6 separate regions of the Mus musculus genome follow, and regions 2, 3, 4, 5 and 6 are each linked to region 1. The links are chromatin loops, found by intact Hi-C in ENCODE. Cell type or tissue: left cerebral cortex. All regions are shown on one strand.

The links. Peaks named below come from ENCODE experiments on the same cell type or tissue, not always from the same donor. Only the 100,000 strongest peaks of a DNase experiment are listed, where the experiment ranks them.
Region 2: it touches region 1 in a loop (2.4-fold over the local background); 3 of 42 quality-filtered maps call a loop at or near these places.
Region 3: it touches region 1 in a loop (7-fold over the local background); 19 of 42 quality-filtered maps call a loop at or near these places.
Region 4: it touches region 1 in a loop (10-fold over the local background); 27 of 42 quality-filtered maps call a loop at or near these places.
Region 5: a loop joins it to region 1, with 2.7 times the contacts of the local background. A loop is called at or near these places in 6 of 42 quality-filtered maps.
Region 6: a loop joins it to region 1, with 1.8 times the contacts of the local background. A loop is called at or near these places in 6 of 42 quality-filtered maps.

The regions. Positions count from the first base shown.
Region 1 is chr13:114,459,154-114,463,153 of GRCm38, reverse strand. All of the region lies in intron 1 of Gm41074 (a long non-coding RNA gene), which reads right to left. Among named protein-coding and RNA genes, the nearest start is that of Fst, 2.2 kb to the right of the region's middle. In left cerebral cortex, a CTCF peak has its summit at 2,312 (motif pointing right); DNase peaks (open chromatin) are centred at 3,542, 3,898, 3,973, 3,976 and 3 more places; H3K4me3 peaks cover 1,230 bases.
Region 2 is chr13:114,386,210-114,390,209 of GRCm38, reverse strand. Ndufs4 (NADH:ubiquinone oxidoreductase core subunit S4) reads left to right here and starts at 2,116. Exons shown (of 5, transcript NM_010887.2): 1 at 2,116-2,251. The coding sequence starts at 2,154. In left cerebral cortex, no CTCF peak of the experiment used is centred here; a DNase peak (open chromatin) is centred at 2,130; H3K4me3 peaks cover 1,780 bases; H3K27ac peaks cover 1,187 bases.
Region 3 is chr13:114,073,738-114,077,737 of GRCm38, reverse strand. The region is part of intron 4 of Arl15 (ADP-ribosylation factor-like 15); the gene reads right to left. Among named protein-coding and RNA genes, the nearest start is that of A430090L17Rik, 76 kb to the left of the region's middle. In left cerebral cortex, a CTCF peak has its summit at 1,577 (motif pointing left); a DNase peak (open chromatin) is centred at 1,570.
Region 4 is chr13:113,875,904-113,879,903 of GRCm38, reverse strand. The region is part of intron 1 of Arl15 (ADP-ribosylation factor-like 15); the gene reads right to left. Among named protein-coding and RNA genes, the nearest start is that of Arl15, 83 kb to the right of the region's middle. In left cerebral cortex, a CTCF peak has its summit at 2,297 (motif pointing left); a DNase peak (open chromatin) is centred at 2,280.
Region 5 is chr13:114,791,320-114,795,319 of GRCm38, reverse strand. All of the region lies in intron 1 of Gm34790 (a long non-coding RNA gene), which reads left to right. Among named protein-coding and RNA genes, the nearest start is that of Gm34790, 25 kb to the left of the region's middle. In left cerebral cortex, CTCF peaks have their summits at 1,821 (motif pointing right) and 3,581 (motif pointing right); DNase peaks (open chromatin) are centred at 1,832 and 3,603.
Region 6 is chr13:114,288,776-114,292,775 of GRCm38, reverse strand. It overlaps Ndufs4 (NADH:ubiquinone oxidoreductase core subunit S4), which reads left to right. Exons shown (of 5, transcript NM_010887.2): 5 at 3,910-4,000. Among named protein-coding and RNA genes, the nearest start is that of Gm41072, 82 kb to the right of the region's middle. In left cerebral cortex, no CTCF peak of the experiment used is centred here; a DNase peak (open chromatin) is centred at 1,750.

The DNA of each region.
Region 1 (4,000 bases):
GGAGCTGGCATTGACATGGGACTCATTTCCTCAGATGTGACCAGAAAGTCACCCGGGGATGACAAGAGTCCTGGTAACTGATGTGGGCAAATTCGGAGGCAGACATTCTCCCAAACAGATCAATACTATCCAAGGTGCAGCTGAAAAACAGGATGGGTTTGTAGCACTGAGCAAACAGCAAAGCTCCGTATTCACAAGGCCAAACGCAACGGGCACTTGTGGTTTTCCACACTGTGTTTGCCAGCGACCTCAACCCTGACCTACAGGGCCACCCTCTCTGGAACTAGAAGCAATCTTGTGTTGGGTCTTCTGGCCATAAGGGAAGCCTATGGAATGGTGGCATTTCTAACTTGATCTGTGTTGACCTAACTGCATGATGCCAAAATGACTCATCAATGTAGTTTGTAAAGTGAGTACTTGGATTATTTGATATGACACAAGAAAAAGAGAAACAAATGGCCATATATGGTGTCACACATCTGTCTGTCATCCTAGGACTTAGAAGGTGGAGGCAGGAGTTTAAAGGCATCTTCAACTACATATCAAGCTTGAGCCAGCCCAGGCTACTTGAGGACCTGTCTCAAAAGACAAAGAAAAATTACTTTTTTTCCCAGTCATTTTGGAATTGTGTGGGTACATCTTGGATTAAATTAATTTACATAATTTTATGGTACACACATCCACATGACATTTAATTTGTATGGGTAGGCCAAATATTTTTATTTGGATAAATATGCTTTTAACTCAAATTAATTGCTTCCTAGTTTCCATTAAGTCTGAAACACTGCAACCCCCGCCCCAAAAAGTATCATTTGTATATACTTGTATGATCCTTTTACACTAGATTGTGTATATTTACATAAATGATTTATTTAAATCTAATCAGCTCATGCAAGATATATCAGTGTTTTCACTGTTTAATGTTATTTTTAAAGGGGGAGGCAGAATTATAGTCCTTTAAATAATATTTCCAGAAAGTGCTGAGAACGTGAAGATATTAAAAATGGTCTCTATGACAAAAGGTTCCATAGGGAGATGCAACACACACATCTACTCAACCCAGATAGAGATCCCACCACAGAACAAAGTACAGATACCACCCAAGTCCATCCCAGTGAATCAATGTGTTTTATTGGGGTTACTTACAAGAGCATAAATGACTCAAAGACAGCTGCCTCACCATGGACCACCCCAGCCTGGGTGACAGTTCACAAAAGCTGGGGAACCCACAGCACACTTCACAAACTGCAGGCACCTCAACAGGTTCCAGAGGGTCCTTTCAAAGTGATTCTGGTCTAAACCTCTTCCAGGCAGCTTGGCTGGTTTCTGATTCTCCCCGGCAGCTTCTCTTGTCTCAGAGTCGTCTTTGCAGTCGTCTTTGTAGCTCATTTTCCTTTAGATTCTCAGCTTTTATTATTAACTCGGTAGGAAGGAGGTAGCGAATCTGCTCAGTTTCGGGGACTTCCTGAAGCTGTTTTGAATTATTTGCCTTCCTGCATAAGGAACTTCCTGTAGGAGAGTGTTACACTGTTGCACAACTAGTTTGCCAGTGCTAGGCTAGGCAAACTGACCTCGTTGAGGATGCTGGGTATGCCTAAGGGGTTAAGGTTCAGAACACTGAACTTGCAGAGCACTGCTCTTGCAGAGGACCTGAGTTCAGTTCCCAGAACCCATCCCATGGTCCATCTTCTGGACTTCTTGGAAACCTCCACTCACACATACATACATAATTTAAAAGAATAAATAACCTTTCTTTATAAAATGATCTCATCTATGAGTAGGCATAAGTATAATTTGAACACCTCATATGGTTCCAATTTTGAAAAGTTTAAGAAAATCCTCTCAAATTCCAAAGGCTACTTGATGACTTGAAACCAAAGATGTATTTAAATTGGAAAGAAATAAAATTTTTTGCAATGATGTTGCGATCCTAAGGACATTCTAATGGCCATTGGTGGCCATGGGAATCAGTAATCTACCACCTGAGAGCTTGTGTGCACTTAAAATGCTTATTTTCCAAATCCAGATAAACAGTTTGATATATATATTAATTCTAGCTAAAACAGAAGGTGGGTGTTTCTCTGGCAAGGGAATAAGATGTATGGGATGGGGAGAGGTCAAGTAACAGTAATTGTTAGCTCTCCTTTAAGTAAAATTTCCCCCTGGAATAGTGGTGGGGACATAGGAAGGTGAATAACAAACTTCCTCAGTAGTACATCACAGCATAAGTATCTCTGAGTAAAGAAGAAAACAGTTCAACTTTGAAATTCTGCCGTTAAGTGGCGGCTCCTGCAAGGGGGACAGTTTGCTATTAATTGTTAATGTCGCCTACCATTAGAGGGCACTAAACAACTCCACATTAATGCGTTGGAGGGAAGAGAAAAGGAAGCGAGGAAAGGGGAGGGAGAGTATGGGCAGAGTTCGGGGAGAGGGAGGGGAGACCGAAGCCGGGAAGGGCTGGGAAAAAGAGATGTGGGGAGTGGGAGGAGGGAGGAGGGAGGAGGGAGGAAAAAGCCTGAAGAGGAAGGAGACTGACAAACGGGCAGACAGACAGAAACAGACAAAATGAATCTGGCAAGATTAAGAAGGATGTGAAGCCCCAGAGCCGTCTAAAGTGAGCAAAAAGCCGGCTCTCCCGGGTCACCCACTCCCCTCCCCGCCGCTCCGTCCTCATGACTGTAATTATAAAGCGAAAAGCGGCGGCGAGGTCACCCGTTTTTACCAGCCTGCTGCACCGAATGCGCGCGGTGCAGGTGCGGCGGCCGCGGGGCTTTGTGATTCATGCCCACTTTCAAAGGGGGGCTTGGGCCCGTCTGAGAGGCACCCAAACAACTGTCTTCTAATATTAGCACGGCTGTATTTCGGGATCTATTATAGTCTGTCCAGACAGATCCCATTGTAATGGGACCTTTTATTAAAAGATTAGCACTATCTCCTGCAGTTGGTGGAAAAAAATCTGTTATCACTGAGTTATTTGCAGTTGTGGAGGGGGTAGGAGGAGGGTGATGGAAGATGGGGGTGGGAGGATGAGAGGAGGACCGGGGGGGGGGGGCGCTAGGGCTGGGGCTAGAGAAGAAGGGCGAATTTGAAATCCGTAAGAGCAAATCCCAATGACCTGGGAATGTCCAAGAATTTTGTCTGTTTTGTTCGCTGTTTGTTGTCGTTCGGGCTTCAGAAGCGAAAAGAATAGAAATTTAAAAGGCAGCTTTGAAATAAACAATATAGCCTTTTCCGTGAAGTAATCGTTTTATATAAAAGGAAATATCGCCTCCTCAGTTTCATTCAGCCGTGCCAGAAAATGTTATAAATGAGAAGACCCGCCAACTTTCGGCGAAGAATGCCAGGCATTGCACTCAATAAACTGAGGCTGCAGAAGTTCATTATCATGGTGCAATCTTTTTTTTAAATAAGAGAGAGAGAGAGAGAGAGAGAGAGGAGTCGGGACAGAAACTGGGGCGTCTCGGAGCGGGGGAGGAGGGGGGCAGACCGCCTACGTCGGCGCCCCCGCTCGGGGCTGCGACTCCAGACGCGACGAAGTGAAAGGGGAGAAAAGAAAGGGAGAGGGCGAGACTGCCGGGGGCGGCCGGCTCCGAGGTGTTAAACATTTTTGTTTGCTTCTGACTTGTGGAGCCCGAGGGCCGCGTCTCCGCAGCGCTCGGCCCGGGTGGAAGGTGCCCGGGGGTCGGGGTTCTTAGCAACCTACTCCAGGCTGGGGGGGGAGGGGGCGCGGGAGGGAGTGGGAGGCGGGGGAGCTGGCAGGGTGGCCGCAAAGTAAGACACGTAAGAGACCTCGGGACACAAAACGTCTCCGGGACCCCGCGCCAAGGCTCTGCAGGGAGGCTCCTGAAACTGCTCCCCCGGGCATTGAAGCAGCTCAGGGATCCTGCGGCGGGTTGCAGAAGTCTCATCCCGGAGCCCTGGAGCAGAGGTGCTGGGGACCCATTCCCGGGGTCCTCCGGGGTCCCCGCGCTCCGCCGGCCGCCTCCTCCAGCGCCCTCAC
Region 2 (4,000 bases), 73 kb after region 1:
CTTATTTCTCAAAGGATTTTTGCTCTTGCCTCCCTGGTCATATTATAGAACTTCCACAAACGGCTACAACGTACAAAATGCAAAGCAGAAGTAAAAGAAGCCTGGAAATTCATACAGAAATTTCTAGGGTGAGATTGAAATTGGAGGTTAGAAAGAGCCTCCCAGTGAAGGGGACATGTGAGAAAATTATAGGAGGAAGGACAGAGACAGAGAGCAGGGGCAAGGGAAAGAGGAGATCACTGGGAGAAGAGTATTCCAGATGCTAGAAAAGCATCCTGGGCCTAGAGAATGTCCAAGGTAAAGTCTTTCAGACCGAATCATGCCTGGTATATTGGGAAATATCTATTGGGTTTAGAGTATAGCAACTGACGGAGAACAGAGTAAGTTCTAACAGAGTAAGTGAGTAAAGTCAGGAGTCTTTTTCCCTTCCAGTGTTAGGCCTGAACTCAGGCATATGTCCACGATAAGCCAATGCCATACCACTGAGCTACATCTTCGTCCCTACATTGGCCTTAAAAAATATTATAATAAGGTGTCTGGCTTTTCCGAGGATGAGCTGAGCTAGAAAAGGTGTTTAGTAGAAAAGAGGGGAATGTGTGACTTCTGACCCCATAGTTTTGATTGCTGAGCTGAAGCAGATTGGGCAAATGCAAACATCCCTGCAGAGGGGGACTGTGGTTTGGATCAGAGTCCTACTAGGAGAGGCAGGGAACATAATCAAATTCTAAATACATTTCAAAGATGGAGGCAAAAAGAGCAACCAAGGACCACCCTAAGAGGCTCCGCTAGACAGCTCAGTGGTAAAGTACTTGCCACCAAACCTATGACATTAGTTAGAATGAGAAAACTGACTGTTGAAAGCTGTTCTCTGACCTCCACATGTGCCGTGGCACCCATTTGTATGCATACATACATAAATAAGTACATTAAGAAAGAATCATGACAGGTATTGTGAATACCCAGGCCAACGCTATATCAATATGAAAACTAATGTTCTCCCATCAGTGTTGGGGTATCGTTTGAGAAACAACGTTGAAGACATTAGTGGATGAAAAGGTCTGTGAATACTCTGGAGGCTGAAGAAGGAGGGTGGTAAGTTGAAGTCTAGCCTGGATAACATCGAGAGATACTGTCTCTTACAAGAAACAAAGAAGCTAGGAATGTAGATCAGTGATGAACTGCACACCTGTCCCTGGATTTGACATCGCAGACTTGGAAACAAAAAGAAAAGAAAAGAAAAGGTTTGTTGAAGCACTGAGGAGCCAGGTGCGATTAGATAGGACACTTAAACCTGGTTATCGTTTATAATCTTTGCTTTTTGTTACTTTTAATGGCCATTGGAATGGAATGGGTGACAAATGGAAGGGATGATGGAGATAGGAAGAATAATCAAGATGGCTCCGCCCCTTTTCCGGGTGGGGCGCGGGGGGGGGGGCGAGGTGTTTGCTTGGTAGTTCCAGTGACAACCTTCCATACTCTACCCTCAACCTCAAATCAAAGGCTTATAAGAGCAGATCACCAAGCCTTTGGTACCTGTATGCTAGGTAGGCAAGCACTCTACCAACTGAGCTACATCCCCAGCCCCCACTAGATTTCATGTAAATCCATATGGTCTTTCTTTCTTTCTTCCTTTTTTTTTTTTTGCGAGGCTAGCTTTTTAGTGTGGAAAATATGATTATTATAACTACAGACCATCAAACTGAGTGCAGCCTGTTCTGAAGGCTTGCAAACGGAATCTGGCAACACTTTGGGAAAGTACTACTTTAGTTTCTCAAAGACTCAAGAAGCCCTCCGGCTCTTCCAGTGGGCCCAGCCTCAGATATTCCGAGTTCTTTGAAAAATTATGAGTTACAGGTGTTTACATTTTTCGAAGCGTTTTCTTTTGGGCTTCTCAGCCTCAATGTAAATGACCAACCTTACTAACAAGGATTACTTTCTATAGAGGCATCATTTGCATTCACTGAGTCCTTTCATCCATTTCCCTCTTTAGTTCTTTCAGCTAGAACTTTAATTTCTTTTCTAGGTCCTCAATCGCAAAAGGAAAACAAACAGAACATGCCTCTGTTTCACTGCGGCCGCATTGCTTTGAGAACGGAGGAAGTGAGTCCCTAGCGGGGATCCGTACTCGCATCCTGGCGTTTGCCTACAGGAAGATGGCGGCGGTCTCAATGTCAGTGTCGCTGAGACAGGCGATGTTGGGGCGAAGGGCAATGGCTACAGCTGCCGTTTCCGTCTGTAGAGTTCCATCCAGGTAACATAACTGTCAGCCTTGTCGAGCTATTCATTCAGGGTTCCCAGGTCGCTCCACTTTGGGGGAGGCTGGGCCGGCTGGGCCCCGGAGGCGGCCTTGGGAACGCGTCCTCCCTTGACCCTTCCTCGGGATGCGGGGACCGACGCTGGTTTCCGGCGAGGCGCCTGCGGGGCCTGGGGTTCTGCAGCTGCGGACGGGCGAGGGTCTGTGCGGAGGAGCTGTGAACTGGATCGTGGCTCCTGAGAAGGGGAGGAGTCTGGGCGACCTCTCTCCCAATGTCCTACATCCCTTCCGCTTGTCACCTGCTTGCCCCATTCCAGCCTGAAAGGGTAAATCCCTGCTATCCTTTCCCTGGCTTTAGTTAATATCGGCTGGGCTTCCAAACAGAAAGGTTGTTGTATTCATCATTGTGCATAAGAGGAAAACTTCTCAGGACTTCAGAGTTTATAGCAATATCCATCGGAAGGTTACAGCGTACCTGTTTTTTGTCTTTCTAACCAGTGCGTTCCAGTCTTAAGTTCCACCACGGAGCTACGCTCTCAGGCAGCAAGGTGGCTTTTATTTTGATTTGTTTACTTCGTTTGTTTGTTTGAGACAGATCACACTATGTAGCCCTAGATGCCGGAAGGTTTCTTGTGGTGACTGCCCCCTCCCTTCCCCCCCGCCCCCCTCCGCAGCATTGCTCTATTTTACGTAGTCTCTGTTTTCCTGGGTGTATAAGATACTGGGTTTTATCACTTGTTTCGAAGTTTGCTCCTGTGAAGAGTGGCCTTGTATTGACAGCTGCATGCTGTGGAGACTACATTCAATGTTCACAGTGAGGATGGGTCTGTAAGGGGTGGGAAGAATGTGGTACAAAAAAAAAAAAAAAAAAAAAAAAAAAGGAAAAGTCTGGCACACTGGTACAAGCCTTTAATGCCAGCCAGCTCTGGGGAGGCAGAACCAGAGGCGGCTGGATCTCTGTGAGTTCCAGGACAGCCAGAGCTACTTAGAGAGACCCTGTCTCAAACAAGACCAAACCATTAAATACCTTTAAGAAAGAAAAAGGGAACTAGTATCTATCAAAATGCTTGTTAAATTAGTGTTAAGCTCAATACAGAGGGAATACAGAGTTAAAGTGAGCTGGTTGGAACTTTTGGAGACAAATTTTGATGCAGTTTTAAGTAGTGGTTGTTTTGTGGGAAAGAAAAGGTTGCCCTTAGTAAAGTCAGGAGATTTGTAAAAGGCCTCAGGGACTGGGGATAGAGTTGAGTTGGTACAGAGAGTGCCTAGAGTTCATGATGTACTGGCTTCAGTCTCCAGCACCTAATAAAACGTTCCTCGGGCACATAAACTCTAATCCCAGCACTCCAGAGTTGCAGAAAGGGTGGGGCGGGGGCTTTTCTGCAGACAGTAGTAGAGCACTATATCTATCTATCTATCTATCTATCTATCTATCTATCTGTAAATAGATATATATATGCGTGTGTGTGTATATATATATATATATATATATATATATATATAGAGAGAGAGAGAGAGAGCGCAGTCACTGGAAAATAAATACTGTAATACTGGTGGAAAGTAAAAGATAAATTTGTAATAAAGTGTTTTACACATGAGGAACTTGGGAAAAACCAAATTGTTCTCTAAGATAAAATACTCCAGTGATTACTTTATGCTGACCTAGTTTAGACCTTTCCCACTTACACATTATGGAGATTAATTTACATAATGTAATACTAATGTGCTCATTATAGAACTTGAACT
Region 3 (4,000 bases), 390 kb after region 1:
ATGTTAGGATGGCAGAAAGGGTTTTAAAGAAGGTGTGCACGCAGATGTCCCCCGCTGAATGAGGGGATGCAAACAACCCTCTGCAATCAAATGATTGCTAAATAAAACTTGTTTCTCGGGTGGGCATCGGTGTAGACGATACATCAGGAAATCTGGAAAAATGGATGTACCCAGGCTCCCGAACAGCCAAGGTCTCTGTACAAGTAAGCCTTAAATATTCTGTAAAAACTCCAATTAATTTCAAGCGCTAACAGCCTGGCTAAGATGGAAATTCTTCAGCAATTAGCCTCATTCCCAACAGGATCAAATGCAAGCAGCAGCCAAGGCAGTTTAGCGCCCAAGCTCGGGGTGTGTTCAACGGGAAAACTGCTGAGTGCTGAGTGTGAGCTCTGTACAGCGCTGATATTCCATACACGGCCCTGTGGGTGGGCACTTTCATACATGTGAACACACACACACACACACACACACACACATGGGTGGGCATTTGTGCCCACCGGTGGGTATTTTCTGGAAACAGATGCACCCTGTTTAAATCCAAAGTTTTGCTTCCGAAAAAAATTGGAGGTAAATTGAATTTTTTAAAAAAAAATTTGTTTTTAAATTGTATTCTCACATGCCCCCAGGAGGTTCGTATCTCGGGGAACCCTGTCATGAATATTCTTGCAAGTAAAGAACTGTTTCATGATGAATTGAAAAGCACCTCTAAGTCACCTGCAGCACTGTCTTTGCTTTGTCATTTGGAAGTTGTTTTGAGACACTTTAAAAATAAAACAAAACCACTTTTCCTCTTTGAATATTTAATTTCAAAATATCATATTTTCTTTTTTAATCTGTTCTGGGATTCATTTAACTTATTTACTCTCCCCACCCCGAGAACACAATGCCAGTTCTGGAATGGAACCAAAGGGCTAAGTGATCTGAATTTCCTGTGAGAATTTCTTTTATTTACAGTCAAATTTTAGGAACTCCTATGAGCTATTTGGTAGGGAATACGTACATTTTTGGATTTATTGAGAAGGAAAGAATTCCTATATGGGAGGGAGGGTATAAGCAACATGATATTGCAGCTCACCCCAGTCAGGCAGGATAGAGTCAGGGACATATGTGTCAACGAGACAATCTACTGGAGACATTTGCTATAGCTTCAGTGGGCTGTGTAATAGTTCACAGTTGAGTTAAGGATCCCAAACTTTCTTGATCCATGAATTTGTTAGTCTTGGACAGTTCTCATAGTGTCTCTTGGCCAAACAAAATACCCAACAGCTCATTTATTAAGTAGTTAGGTTCAAACAATTCCTAAGTAGCTGCCTTTGTGAGCTAGTAGGAATTTGAAGAAAACAAAACTAAGAGTTAAAAAACAAAAGTGTACATTTATTTTTAAACCACAATTCCTTAGGAAAGGTTATGCATATCTGTCAGGCCCTGTGGAACTTCAAGTCTCAGGGTCAGACTGGATGCTTCCAATTGCACAACTTAACCTCTATTACCTACCTTACAGTGTTTGCCTTTTATGTCCCCAAACTCAACCTTAGAGAGAGATGACATCATCAAAAGGAATGTAGCGCCACCTAATGTTGAAACTGTGAACTACTTCAAGGTACCAGTGTGTTGGGGGTACGGGGGAGTTGGAAAATCACCAACTACTCCATGTTTTACTCTAAAATTCCAAAATATCCTCTATGGAGTAACTGTGGTACGCTGGGGTGGGAACTACAAAGTTAAACGGTAAAAAGGGACTTTGCATTTTTCTGAGTGATGGAGTCCCGTGCTGAGATGTCAGAGAGCAGGTGTGCGCACATGCACACGCACACATACTCAGTGCCTAGCACTAAGTGGTGGTTTCTTACTGTAACACAGAATTGAATCTATACCAGCTTTGATGTATACCTTATCTTCAGATGAGAGCGGTGACACCCCAGATAGCTCGCCCTTTGAGAATGCTTGTATGACAATCTCCATGCAAAGGCATTAAAAACCATGTTAAATTTCAGTTTTGCCCACATGTTTCTACGATTAGGTGACTTGTTTAGTTTGTATAAACTAGAACCTTCTTATGTGACTACTGTTTTGTGTTGTAACATAACCTAGTATCCAATACCAACACGGCCACGGAATTAACCATTATAGATGCCTATCGGTTGCTAATGAAAAAAAATACCAGGTATCTAAGCACAATGGCTGGAAGGTATTGATACGCTGCACTAAAAGTTAAATATTAAGTGGTTAGATACTAGACATTAAACACTTGCTTTGTGAAGAGACCCTCGAAGCATTAACTCGGGATGTTGAGTAGCAATTACAGATGGTGCCCTCCAGTAAGCAGAAAGTGGGGGTTTTTCTTCTGAGAGATGGCCCCGCTCCTAGTCTCTCTACAAAACGGCGACTCTCTACAAAGCCTCTGACTTCTCTGTACATGGCCACTGCTGACCCAACTGCCGAGTGAGTCCACAAGACTGGGTTTGCTATTATCTCAGACTTTCCCTTTTCCCATTTCAGGTCTTTATTTGAGGTGGATGGTGGGTAGAGAAGGGATTGAAACAGGCTCTCACTATGTAGCCAGGCTGACCTGGAACTCACTATGCAGCCAGGCTGGCTTGGAACTATGGCCGTCCTCTTGTCTGTCTCCCTAGGACTGGAATGACAGGTGTGTGTGCTACCAAGACTAGCCTTTTTTGTTTTTTTTCTTTTTCTTTTTGTTTTAAAACCAACTCTGGTCAACTATGACCCTGCCTTTTAATACTTCCTATACATTCTCTTCATTTCCCATTTCTTGTCCCCCAGGGCTCTCCTCTTTCTCCCAGTTTTTATCTGCAGACTTACTCTCCTCTCTGCTACTTTGCAAAGGCCTCCCACACAAATTTGAGGTAACAGCAATTTAGCAGCATGCCTCCGGTGGAATAATCAGCCATCCTGATTCGTTAGAGTCAAGTCCTGGCTGAGTCTGGGATTAGTGATGCTTATCTCCTTAGGACCATGGCAATCTGCAGTCCCAAAAGAATTACAGGGGCGGGGGGTGGGGTGGGGGGATGCTCCATTCAGTTGCGTTAAGTGGGTCATTTTTTAATCAGCAAGGCCCAGAACTGCATTACCAATGTGGATTAAAATGAACTCAACTCGAATGGCGGTGTGCTCATTGTTAAGATATTTGTGGTTTGCTGCAGCAGGGAAGACCCCAGGTCCTAACTCAGTGCAATGGGGCGAAATGAACCAATGGAGAGGGACTGTAGTGAGAAGGACGTCCTATGTAGTGACTGCAGTGGCTTTGAGGCCCCACATTCGACGGACTTGTATTCTGTTATTTCCAGACATGCTGAGATAGAGCATTCCATCTCATGAACATTTTAGCTCATTTGAGGAAAAAAAAAAAAAAGCAAAATAAACAAACAAACAAAGAAACAAAACAAAAAACCCTAGAAGCCTTTTTCCAGTGGCAAAGTCGTTTAGAGAGTTTAGCTTCTGATTACTGTAATGATGCAATGTAACAATATGAAATTCTTTCATAATATTTAGGAGTAAGTTATTACTGGTGGAAACGGTAATGTTTCCTAACAAACCAAGGATTTCAGGGACAGACCACCCAAATGTATTATTATATAAAGATGTCAGTTACATAATTACATGAGAAAACAACACATTTTACTTTTTTTGTTGTTTTTTAACAACAATTATCCTCCCTGGGGAAGAGGGGCAGAATTAGCTGCTTAGCAGAGTGCCTCCTAGGGGCACCAATTATCTCAGACACATTCAAACCAGGGCCTTGAAAATGTACATTAAACCAGAGAGAGAGAGAGAGAGAGAGAGAGAGAGAGAGAGAGAGAGAGAGGGAGAGAGAGAGAGAGAGAGGGAGGGAGGGAGGGAGAGGGAGAGAGGGGGAGAGAGAGAGGGAGAGAGGGAGAAAGAGAGAGAGAGGGAGAGAGAGAGAGGGAGGGAGAGAGAGAGAGAGGGAGGGAGGGAGAGAGACAGAGAGGGAGAGAGGGGGAGAGAGAGAGGGAGAGGG
Region 4 (4,000 bases), 580 kb after region 1:
CTTCAGTCTTGGTACCCGTCGGGGTGCCCCTTTACAAAAATTGATCTGAGGAGGATCTTTGTCATTACCTGTTTCAGCAGAGGGGAAGAGGGCGGACTCGGGGATGCGAAATAAAAGATGGGTACAAGGTGTAAATCGAATATTATAACGTATCGGTCTGAAGTGGCGGAGACGTTCAATACCCGCAATATGAAAAATCTTTCTCATTAAACTGAATGTGGCATCAGATCAAAGAATCGTGGGCCTCCTATTGAACTCCTTTAAATATTACAAACATAAGAGCAAGTCTGGCTGTGCATAAAACAGAAATGAAGCCCCCCACGCCACACCCCCTGCTACCCCCACCCCCTGTACCCTTATCCTACAGCAGGCTGGAGAAGGACACTGCTCATGAAATCTCTGCGTGTGGGTCAAAACACGAAGAATCTTGACGTTTCCCCACATTCAATAAGGTACCAATAAATTAAAATTGGAATTGAGCAGCACTTTCATAAACACATGTCTTCTACCATTTTAAGGCACAATTTTAAAATACATCATTAAAGGGCACAGAGGCACTCTCTGACTCTCACCACCTTGCTGCTGGAAGGGAGTTCTTGCTTGATGCAAGTGTTTCACTCCACTGGGCAGTGCTACCAGTGAGCTTGATGCCTGTGCTTCCTGGCTGGCTGACATCATCTCCCATCAGAACCTAATGGGGGTAGGGTGGGGTGTCCATGACACAAAACACCTTAGCATATGTTGTTATTATTATACTTATCTCTGTCTGCTAAGAGGCAATAAATATGTCATGTCTCTATTTCATTCACTCGGCCTAAGTCATACAAATTCCCACCGGCGTATTTTATTTTATTTTATTCTATTTTATAGTGGTTATAATCGGAGTGTCTGCATTATGTATGTATGGATGTGCACAAACACACACATTCAACTAGATGAATTGTCCTAGTGTGTTATCCAGGCCACGGGCGGTGGGTTACTCAGCAAAACCAGTGAGAAATTACATGCTTTGTCTATCAGAAGACTGTGGCTTATGCAGCAAATTTCCAGCTTGCACGGTTACTAGAGATTTACCCACATAGAGGAAGCTTCAAATGGGAACTGAGGCAAATCCCTTCTGCCCCGCAAAGTGCAGACGCTTCGTGTCCTTCAAGTGTATCTGCTGGAATATGCAGAGGCAACGCGGGATCACAGCAAGAACGCACTGCCGCTTCTAAAATGTGAATTTTTAGAAGGCCAGCCCAGGGCTATGATTTTACAGCGCTGGTGATGTATCCAGTCAATCGATGAGAAAACCAAAGACTGACAGGTGTGTGTGTGTGGGGGGGGGGGTGATGTTCTGATGTTCTTAACATTCAATTTCCAAGGAAGACACTTCCCAAAGTATTTCCTAACAAAAACATTTCAAATGTAGTATTAATAACATAATGCTTTTGTTTCTTAACGGGGGGAGGGAGGATCTACCAATTTTAACACCCCATCCAACATGGAGTTTCCCCATAGTCAAGTATGTTAAATAAGAAAACGTCTTGGAGTGCCTCAACTGCCAACCAACGGCACAAGTTTCCAGTGCGAGTGACAATGTTTTTATTTTACATTCATCCTAAACCACAGAGCTGGCTGGTTAACATAATCTAGATCTCACACACACACACACACACACACACACACACACACACAAAACACAACAACAACCCAAAAAAAAAAAAAAAAAACCCGAAAGAACAGCCTGTTTTTCTGAACTATACAATGCCTGAGAGACCTGCAGAGACCCAACACAAGAACATAATCCACCTTTTCCAAGGACGGCCCTTGTCCTAACTTCCAAAGAAATCCACTGTACAGATGTGAGCTAGCTTAGTCAGTGAGTTAATTATACGCCAAGACTTCTCAGCAGAACTAAGAACTATTCCATTGGCGTGATTCTCCGTAATGATTCGGTGGTGCTCGAGGGAGAGGTCAGATAAAAATACTGATCTAAAATAACTGGGAAATCATAACCATTCTTGTTAACCATTTTATATATTTATACTGACTGCCTTTACAAATATAATTAAACATCTATGCACTGCACCCCTATTACACGGGCTAAATTGCAACTGATAATCATGTTGTCTACCAATAATGGCTTCCTTTCAGGCTGTGGTTGTAATTCTGTAAGTTTAAAAGGGGGGAAAAAATCACCCAAACATTGCTTAATGTAGCTAATCAGGCATTTTCAAAATTAGACTGTAATGAAATGTTAGACAGTGCGTCCAAGGATCTGAAAAAGTGCTGCCGTGGAACAGTACTGCCATCTACTGACTGATGTGACACACTGCCAGGTCAGCGGCGCCAAGATGCCAGAAAGAAATCAGAAAAACCCAGGTCTCACTTTTAGAGAGAAAGATTTTTTTTTTTTCATTTTTTCTAAGCACCATTCTAAAGTGTGGCTTTGTTTTCTGGCTTTGACATGTGAGATCTTCTGTGAAAAACCCATCAAGGTTACTATCTCCTGTATTTATGAAATGATCGTGCCTAGACAGTTCCTTTCAATCCCCAAAGTGTGTTTCTCAGGCAGATCTTGCTTCAAAGAGAACAAACAGGCATAAGTCCGCAACAAGCACCCGTGGATACACTCACCCGTATGGACATTCATGAAAGCGATCTGGTGGGGGAAGTCATAAGACAAAATGGTATTCTAGGTTTTGACTGAGCTGATTAAAAAATCTATAGATAAGGTGGTTGTCACAATGGTTGCCACCAGGACTCTTGTAGCCTCCAGGAGATGGTTCTCCTATAGGAGTTCAACTGATTATTTCTAAGTCGCTTACAAGCAGATGTCAGGAGAAGGAAATACAACCGGACCCTTTGGTTTAAATGGAGCTTCTGTGATGTCCCAAGTGAAGAGTACAGATCTGCACGCAGATCATCCATTGGAGAACGTGGTACTGAGTTCCACTGTGGCTTACAGTATACAAGTTGCAATTGTGGGCTATACCTGCTAACGCTTTGGACAAAAACTGCTACAGAGGGGTCCTGTTGGTTTTTGCATTTAAAAAAAGAAAGAAAGAAAGAAAGAAAGAAAGAAAGAAAGAAAGAAAGAAAGAAAGAAAGGAAGAAAGGAAGAAAGAAAGGAAAAAAAAAGAAAGAAAAAACAGTAATCTGAAGAAAAAAAAAAAAAAAACCCAGAGATTACAGACAGAAAACATTTAGGTGACAGAATTTTTAAAAGGGGTTTAGTCTCCACTAACATAGTCCTTTTAGGCCGCATAATTGAAGAACTCTAAAGAACCACAAAATAAACTGAAAATCCCAGACATAAAGAGATCCACTTATTAATTAAAAGCAGCTCCCTTTTGCTATTAAAACAAGGTTGCCCATGCATACTTTATTGCTGTCACAGTCTTGCATGAGGCAGTATTCAAAACACATAAAAGTGAAGTTGAATAGTTCTCTATGTGCGGAGTAGAGTTAAGTCATGTCTGCTTGCACAAAACTGTTTTTGCAAAGCCGCCACAGAGAGAGGACGGGCGTGAAAGAGAGTAAAACTGCACCAAGTCTCAAGTTCACCAACCAGAGGATCGGGGGTGGGAAGGGTAGGGTGGGGCGCCTTGTGGACAACGTGAGGTGAACCAGAAAAATGCCTGAAACTCTCCCTGTTGTAAAAACTGGAACCAGAAATCAAGACAATCACCACAAAAGAGGCAGGGAACTAATTAAATAAATTATATATTAATTAAATACAAGTTCTTTGGGGACCTTTTTTTTTTTTTTTTTAAAGTCTGGGTTTTGAATCCACGAAATGTATATCATAGTGGTTTCTCTGTGAGAAAAGAAAAGAAAGAAAAAAAAGAGAGAAAGAAGCAATAGTCACTGATAACATTCCATAATGTAGTTTTATTGTAAGCACATAAGGAACTTTGTGGTCCAAAGGCTCATTGTTCATACTAAACGTCCTTTAAAGCGATTGGGTAACCAGTCTGAAAAAATCAGGAACTAAACCAAAAAGGGAAAAAAA
Region 5 (4,000 bases), 330 kb before region 1:
TCACAACAGGCTACTTCATTCCATTCTCAAGTCTCCAGTTCCATCTCTCTTCATAATGTTCAAGTTTCTTCTCTTCCTCTTCCATCTGACTGCAGCATACTTGCACACTGTGGTGGTTCCTGCTCCAAGCCCCTGGGTAACAACACCCCCATCCACGTTTTGTGGTGTGGTGGTAAGTGGTGTCCTGTGCCAGACTCAGGAGGGCAGGTCTGTGGGTGCCATGGTGGTCAACAGGTCTCTGTCTCTCTTCCTTTTCCCTCACTGAGCTGCCTGTGTATGTTAGATTTTATTTTCTTCAACTTGATATTTATGAGTCTCAGGCATAAAACAGCTTTGGTCACCAAAGCAGGCATCAGACTAGGATGAACAAGGGACTGCCATCTGCTCTGCCCTTGACTGCTATAAGAACACTACCAACAACAGGTGTTTCTCCTTGCCCATTGCCAGGGGGTTTCCCCTTTATATGTTTTAATTTCTTCATTGCCATTTAAATTAAGATATGGTCAATCTACCATGTAGACCACAGAACACTTATGTGTTTAATGTTGGTCAACTATGTTAATTATTAATACATTTGTTTTTAGATATATTGTTTCAGGGACGAGCGCTCTTAACTCCTTGTCTTTCCACAGTCCTTCATTTGCCATAGTTCTCTGTGAAGGGATTGGGTCACTTGACATTTCCCACTTCCATGTTAGCATGTCTATTAGTGATGATATTGTTAGGGTCTTACTTAGGTAGCCCTATTGTTACAGGATTATGAGTGTAACTTCCATGCAATTCCTAGGAGACACAATTTCACAGCAGACTTCCTGGTTCTCTGGCCCTTACAACCTTTCTGCCCCTTAGCTTTAGGTACAGGAGTTGTGTTGTAGATGTACCTGTTAGGGCACCCACGATCAATTGTTCCTGTATTTTCACAAGCTGTCATTTTCTGCGATGCTCCTCTCTGAGTGCTGCAGTACTACATGGACTCAGTGGGTTGTATTTGCATATTTATGCCTATGTAAATGTAACAGAAATAACCAATGAATCTGAAAGGCAATGAATCTGAAAGGAAGTCAGGGACCAGTAGGAGGGATCTGAAGGAGAAAAGAGAAGGGTCAAATGATTTAATTATCTTTTGATTTAAAAATGTAAAACTATTAAAACAAACAGTGGATGGATCTTGGGCACTCTTATGAAAGAACAGGAGGAAGGATTGCGACCACCAGAGGGATAGGAACTCCACAGGAAGAACAACAGTCAACTAACCTGGACCCTTAGGGCTCTCAGAGTCTAGACCACCAACCAAAGAATATACACAGGCTGGACCTAGGCCTCCCCGCTCATATGTAGCAGATGTATAGCCTGGTCTTCCGGTGGGTCCTGAACAATTGGAGGGGGACTATCCCAAAGGCTGTTGCTTATACATGAGATATGTTCTTCTAGATGGGATGCCTTGTCTGAGTCATGTGCCAAGGTGTAAGGGATACCCAGGGGGCCCCCACCCACTCAGAGGAGAAAGGAAGAGGAGGAAGTATTGTGGGAGGGACTGACTGGGAAGAGGGGCTGTGAGTAGGATGTAAAGTAAATAAGTAAAAATAAATAAATAAAGACACTCAATAAACTATAAAAAGAAAAGGAAGAAAATCAAATTACTAAACAGTCCAAAGCAGCACAGTGCTTTGTGAACATCGTCCAGGATTCTTGATAGCTAATCACTTGGTTCAGGGGTTCATTTTATCATTTGTTTTCCACATGAAATTAAATATATAAAAAAAACTAAAAGCAACTTGCTATCTGCAGTACTGGCTTGCTGGATGCATGTTGTTCCTACTCACACCACATGATGGCACCATTTCAATGAACAATTGCAAACACTAGCCTCTAAAACTTGACTTTAATTATGCATCTTTTGAATACCACTAGATCGTCATAGATAAATCACGAGGATAAGTTGGAAGCTGAGGTTTCCTGACAGATTTTGCTACTGTCTTTCGATGCTGTTCTCAGAGCAAAGGAAGGTAGGTACAAAACATGGGATTCTGTTCAGACAGATGGAAATTTCAGGGCAGTTAAGGATCTTCCACTGTGCCAAGCCAAACCTGATAGATGAAAGAGTGTCCCAAACAGTAAAGCCAGCGCAGAATATTACAAAATAGCGTGAAAGATGGAGGAATTATCCTTTTACTCACAAGATAATACTATCAGGGAAAATGCGTGGACACAATCTAATCATATACAAGAAATTTGTGTTTAGCGTGTCATCTGCCTTCCTTGTCTTAGACAGAGCAAGTACTTCCTGCCATGACCCCACTTTTAAAACTGTTCCTTCCCTTCTCTAAGAGAAGAAAGAGCCTTAAAGAGTCTTTTTTTTTTAAATGTCAGACTCCGTACTCTGTGCAGCCAATTTTCAGTAATATTTATATTTCACAAACGCCTGGTGAGATGATCATGCTTACATGTTATAAGCAAAGAAGAGAAGGCAAACACTCAAGGCCTCTCGTCTAACAAGAACAAAGCACAGGTCTATTTGTGCTTCAGGTACAGCACTTACCCTTAACCCCAGGATGTTCCCATGTGGCCCTGGAATGAGTGTGCTTCTACCTTTCATATTGCCCATGTATCAGTCTGAATTAAAATGCCACCCTTATCCATACCGGGAACCTTGCTGCGAGGACTAGCCAATATACACCTCATTGAAGTACAACCACTTAAAAATTATGGTGAAAGGATCTTCCATCACTACCACGGTCCACTGGCCGTCAGGGTACACTAGAAATGTCTCTTTCAAGATTCCAAGGGTTTTCTTAGAGGGATAATTTCAGACAAAGGTACAGATTTGTGTTGTATGATTTGAAACATCTTAACCATGTTAGGACTAAAGAAAGGTCAACAGACATTGCTTCACCCAAATGTTAGATGCTAGGTTAAAAAGGCAAGGTTGGGAATCATCTGAAACAGGAAAGATTATCTAATCTAACTAACTGACTGAACTTGAATATATTCTCCAAAGTATTGGTTGGGCATCTGACCAAGTATCTTGAATGCCAGACAATTCTACAGTCAAAAAATTACGTTCGGTTTTGAGCAAGTAGGATTGTTCTTTCTATACCAAGAAGCTGGAGGTGGATGTGGCTGCTGACATTGCTGAAGGATTGCCCACTTGCTGAGAACTCCTTCAGCCCTCGGTGAGAACCGTTCGCTAGGGAAAAGGGCATTAAGAGAATCTTCGATAGGTCAGATGCTATAGGAGAACAATTGAGATGAAGACCCCATGGGATCTCTACCATAGGATTCATAAAGCATTCCACTTATATTGTAATGAACATAATCTAGTTCAACTTCGAGATGAAATATAAGTGTACTTAGTTAAACAAGCTCTAATTTGAATTAAGACAGTCAAATAATGCCAGATGAAAAGAAGAAAAAGGCTTAGAGTATAAATCTGTGCAGACATTCTTCCTCCTTTGTTAACTCCTTTTCTAGACTTTTTGCATTAAAACACCTATGTAATTAATTCAAAGACATCAAAAGTATTTCCAAAAAAAAAAATGACAGCCTCACTACTGTTTTATACATCTTTCTTCTCCAACAGCTTAAATCATCAGTGCCACCAGAGGGAGCTAGTTGATATCTTATCATCAGAATATTAATTTGATATAGTGAATTGTTACTGTATCTATGCTGTAATGCAAAATATTCAATGCACACACATAGTTGCTTGGGAAGGTTAACTTTGTTACTATTCTCTCCTCCAAAGTAACATTTCGGATTGCTTAAAATGAAATTTAAATGTGGCATTATCTCATTTAAAAGGTAAATGTTAAACAGGCCATGACAGTGCACACCTGTAACACCAACACTTGGGTGGCTGAGGCAGGAAGATTAGAAACCAGTTTTGGCTGCAGAGTGAGTTTCAGGCCAGCCTGCTGCTGCTGCTGCTGTGGGGCATATAGGTTAAAAATATGAATTAACATCATTATCAATATTAGAATGTGTTTAAATTAAAAAAATG
Region 6 (4,000 bases), 170 kb after region 1:
CTTGAAGAGGACTCTTGTCTGGAGTTTGAGGGCTGAACCAAGAAGACAGGGAGGGTGCGTCGCTTGACCTCAGTCACGAGGAGACTCAATGTCTGCTTCCCTCTGTGTACATTATAAGTGATCGCATGAGGATGGATGCATAGACTTAGAGGCCACAAATGAATTTGTAAGTCAGTGGATCCACAGGTGAGTATTACTGGTACCAACAGCCTGCCTAGGGTGGTGGTGGTGGTGGTGGTGGTTTCTATTTAGCTCCTTATTGCTAATCCTTGCTTGAGAGATTTTTGGCGGTTCAGGTCACAAGGGATTATTCCTTAGACGCCTGTAGAACTCTGGAATCACTTTTCTTAAAGTAGGCTTCTTTCTGTGTCATGGTTTGCTGGGGTTCCACGTATTTTATGAGTTAAGTAGGACTGTGGGAATTCCTCTGCATAGTCCATTGCCCCAGATTAATTTCCACAAAATTTCTGGTCATGAGTTTTAGATATTTGCATATATATCTTCTCAAGGAATTAAAAAGAAATGTGTTCTAAATTTCTAAACCGATTTTCAACTGTACTCTTGAAGCACAAAAGTCACTTGGTTGATTTCTTGCTTTGCTTTATGGCAAATTCCAAATAGAATGTTTCCAATTAATGTTTTGGAAATAATGCTAATCTCTATGGCAGAATATTGTTTGAAAAATTAGTTGAAAGAGACCATTGACTGTTGCATCAGAGGATGATGGTGTTTTGCAAGGTGCCAAGCTCTAGTGGGTGTAGGGTGTTTGTTATTCTAATGAATCTCCAAATGCTGTGTGTGCCTCTGTTTGCTTATTGACAGTCCAAGGAAGGATTGGTCACCAGTTTATCCACAGCCTGAGTCACTTCCATAACGGTTCCTAAAAGAATATCTAAGATAGTTAAAATCATTTCAAAATGCGTTGTTTAAAGTGAACTTCCAGGCAAGCTTTCCGCCTTTCCTCTTTTTAAGTGTTAGGTGTCTGCCTTGCCTTGCACGAGGTGTGGCAATGCCAGACTACACTCTGGTGAAGCATCTCGAAATCGTCCATAACTGCCAATGTGCCTCCCTTTGTGTCTCAAAGACTTGCTTGTTCTGATCCCTAGAGGTGGGAGCAGGGTCTTCCTGTTGTGTCACATGCTGCGGTGTTTACGTGTTCCAGCACAAAGTATTAAACTGTTCACTTCCACACTAAGTAACGTCAGAGTTTTGGATTATGCTATCAATGGAGAAGAGCCTTTCCCAGGACCTCAAGAGTAAGGAAGGAAGTTTTGCCATAAGCAGTAAAAGAACTAATGAATGTGCCTGTGTGTCTGTTACAGAGACATAAATGAAATGGCTCTGTAAATCAAAACAATAGACTTTTCTTCATCTCGCATGAAAGGCATAATAAGCCAACCATTGTGAGCTAGCTTGCTTTCAAGGGCATGCGTGTATGTGTATGTGAACATGTATATGCATGCTTGTGTGTATATGTGCATATGTGAAAAGACTGACCATCATTGCATCGGAAATAGAGCAATCCAGCCACAGCATAAAGATTTACAAAGTAAGATGGCCTGCTTTTTGAAAAAGAAATTTATTATTAGACATTAAAGATCACATTTTAAGCTTACTAAGCATTTGCATTTGTACTTCTCTTACAAAATACTTTTGTGAAAGCATTCTACTGTGTGAGACAGCAAAGTCAGCTCCTCTCATCATGTAGGTGCTGGTGGGTGGATTTGTGGCTAATCTGTGCCATATGGCTACTCCACAGTGGGAAGGGATGGCGGACCCGGGAGCTTACTCCATCCCTGGGCAATGCCTTGGACTCAGTTGCTTTGATCTTTGTGTTGCACAGCTGGAAAAAACAAGGCCTGATTTTGAATGACTCAATAAGACGACATATGGGACCATAGCCATAGCATGCACCTTAGCTTTATATAAGCAGTCTACAGACAGTGTACTGTTTCATCTCAGATACAGTTTGGATTATTTGGTTTAAAAAAAAAAGAAAAGAAAAACAAACAAGAAAAAACCATACCTTTAGGTTGAAAAAGGAAAAATTTATATGTTGTGAATATTTTACTAATAAATTTTGTTGCTCTATATTTCATGCACAATTCTTCTCTTTTAGGAGTTTCAGATGAGAAATGAAAAAGCAGAAGTGTGTGTAGTATGTGTAATTCATATAATTTACCCATCATTGAGTACATGTTCAAAATCTTCTCAAGGGTTGTTTTCGTTATGAGTTCTGCCTTAATAATGTCCCAGAACAGAGCAGCTGTGATGGGACAGCCAAAGTTACACAAGTCTTCCTTTACTTTCATTGGCTGCTGTGACTGCCATCAGCCATCTTAAAACCCCGCTGCTCTCTGTCAGACAAGTTCAGTTGTTTGTTCAGCTTTAGGGACAAAGCTGGTTTCCACAGGAAAATGTGAGGGGAGACAGTTTCTCCTTATAATCATGTGTGACTATGGTAGAGCATTTGGAGAGATCATAGCCAAACTACAGGTCTCTTCTGCATTGTTATAACCATTGATAGCAAATATAATCGACCTTAGAGTTCCCATGAGAAAAACTAAACCAGTTTTTTCATTTCTGTGTCTAAATAGTCTATTCTTCTCTCATGGCACTGACCCTCACAGCATTTTGAAAGTCTATAACCAGAACAGATAATAGAGCTGTGCTTGTGTTCTAATAGAAGGTAAGCAGTTAGAATCCATAGTATTTGCAGGTCTTCATTTCCTTTCAGGACATCATTATTAAACTGGAAAGTCTGTCTTGGCAGGTGGAGGGGATGAGAAAGCATGCTCTCATCTACCAGTTGGCAAAAGAATATCAGAATTCTCGAGTGACCTAACCAGTGACTGCCACAACAAGACTTAGAATCCACATTAGAAGACTTCTTGGTTCTTCCTCCATGGTTGTAACATGCTCGAGTGAGCACTGTGGCATAGACTTGATTGTCAGGAATTTTTTTAAAGTCTTGTAAAAATATTTAAATTTTAAAAAATTACACAATTAAGAAGCATGCATGAAGATGAGTTATTTGAAAAACAATGGTGGGAAAGTGGAGTCCATAAAGAAAAATTAGAGTCGTAAGACTTGTTTAACTTAAGGAAACATGAGGAGGAGTGTTGATTGGAGTGTGCCCTAAACACTAGAGGCCACTCAAGGGCACTCAAAACAGAAATGCTCTACAAGTAAGGTCAGTCTCCCAAGTTACAAAACATACAAAAGGCCATTTGAAGAAAAGAGACAAACTCAGAACACATTGACCAAAGGCTCTCAGTTTGGTTTGCCTTAAAATCTCCTGAAATTGAGAGTTAAGTACACCTCTCAGGAACCCACCAGATGTTTGTGTCCAACTGTCTTCTAGTCAGCTCTCAATATTTGTGTAGTTGGTTATGATTCAAACTAATCACATAACCATTAAATAAAGGCTGAAGATCATTCTTTAGTTAGTAAGGGGACAGAACTTGGGACTCTCAAGAGAAATGATGGGGTGGAGAATAGGGAAAACTTTAGTATTTCAGATGTTCAGACACTAGGCCTTTGAGCAGCGAGGTGAGTTATATTATTGAGTTCTTTGTACTGTTAAAGATGTCACATATTAAGCAATGTATGGAAATCTGATTCTATATAATACATAACCATTGGTAACTAAGCAAGAAAATTAAATCATAGGTTACTCCTTCACTTTGAAATATGACAACTCATCTCCAGGCAGTGTTTGGACTTTCACACACAGGATTGAGAATAAACAAATTACTAAATTTATATTTCAGATGTGTTGACATTTATTCCTGTTGATAAATGAACATGAAATTATACGAGTTAGCCTCTGCTTGCTTGCTGTGTTTCTTAAGCATCCTCATTAATTTTGTTCCTGTGGGGTTTGTTTTGGTTTTGTTTTCCATCTAGGATGGAGCTATGATGTGGAAGAGAAGAAGGTTCCGAAACCCAAGTCCAAGTCTTATGGTGCAAACTTTTCTTGGAACAAAAGAACAAGAGT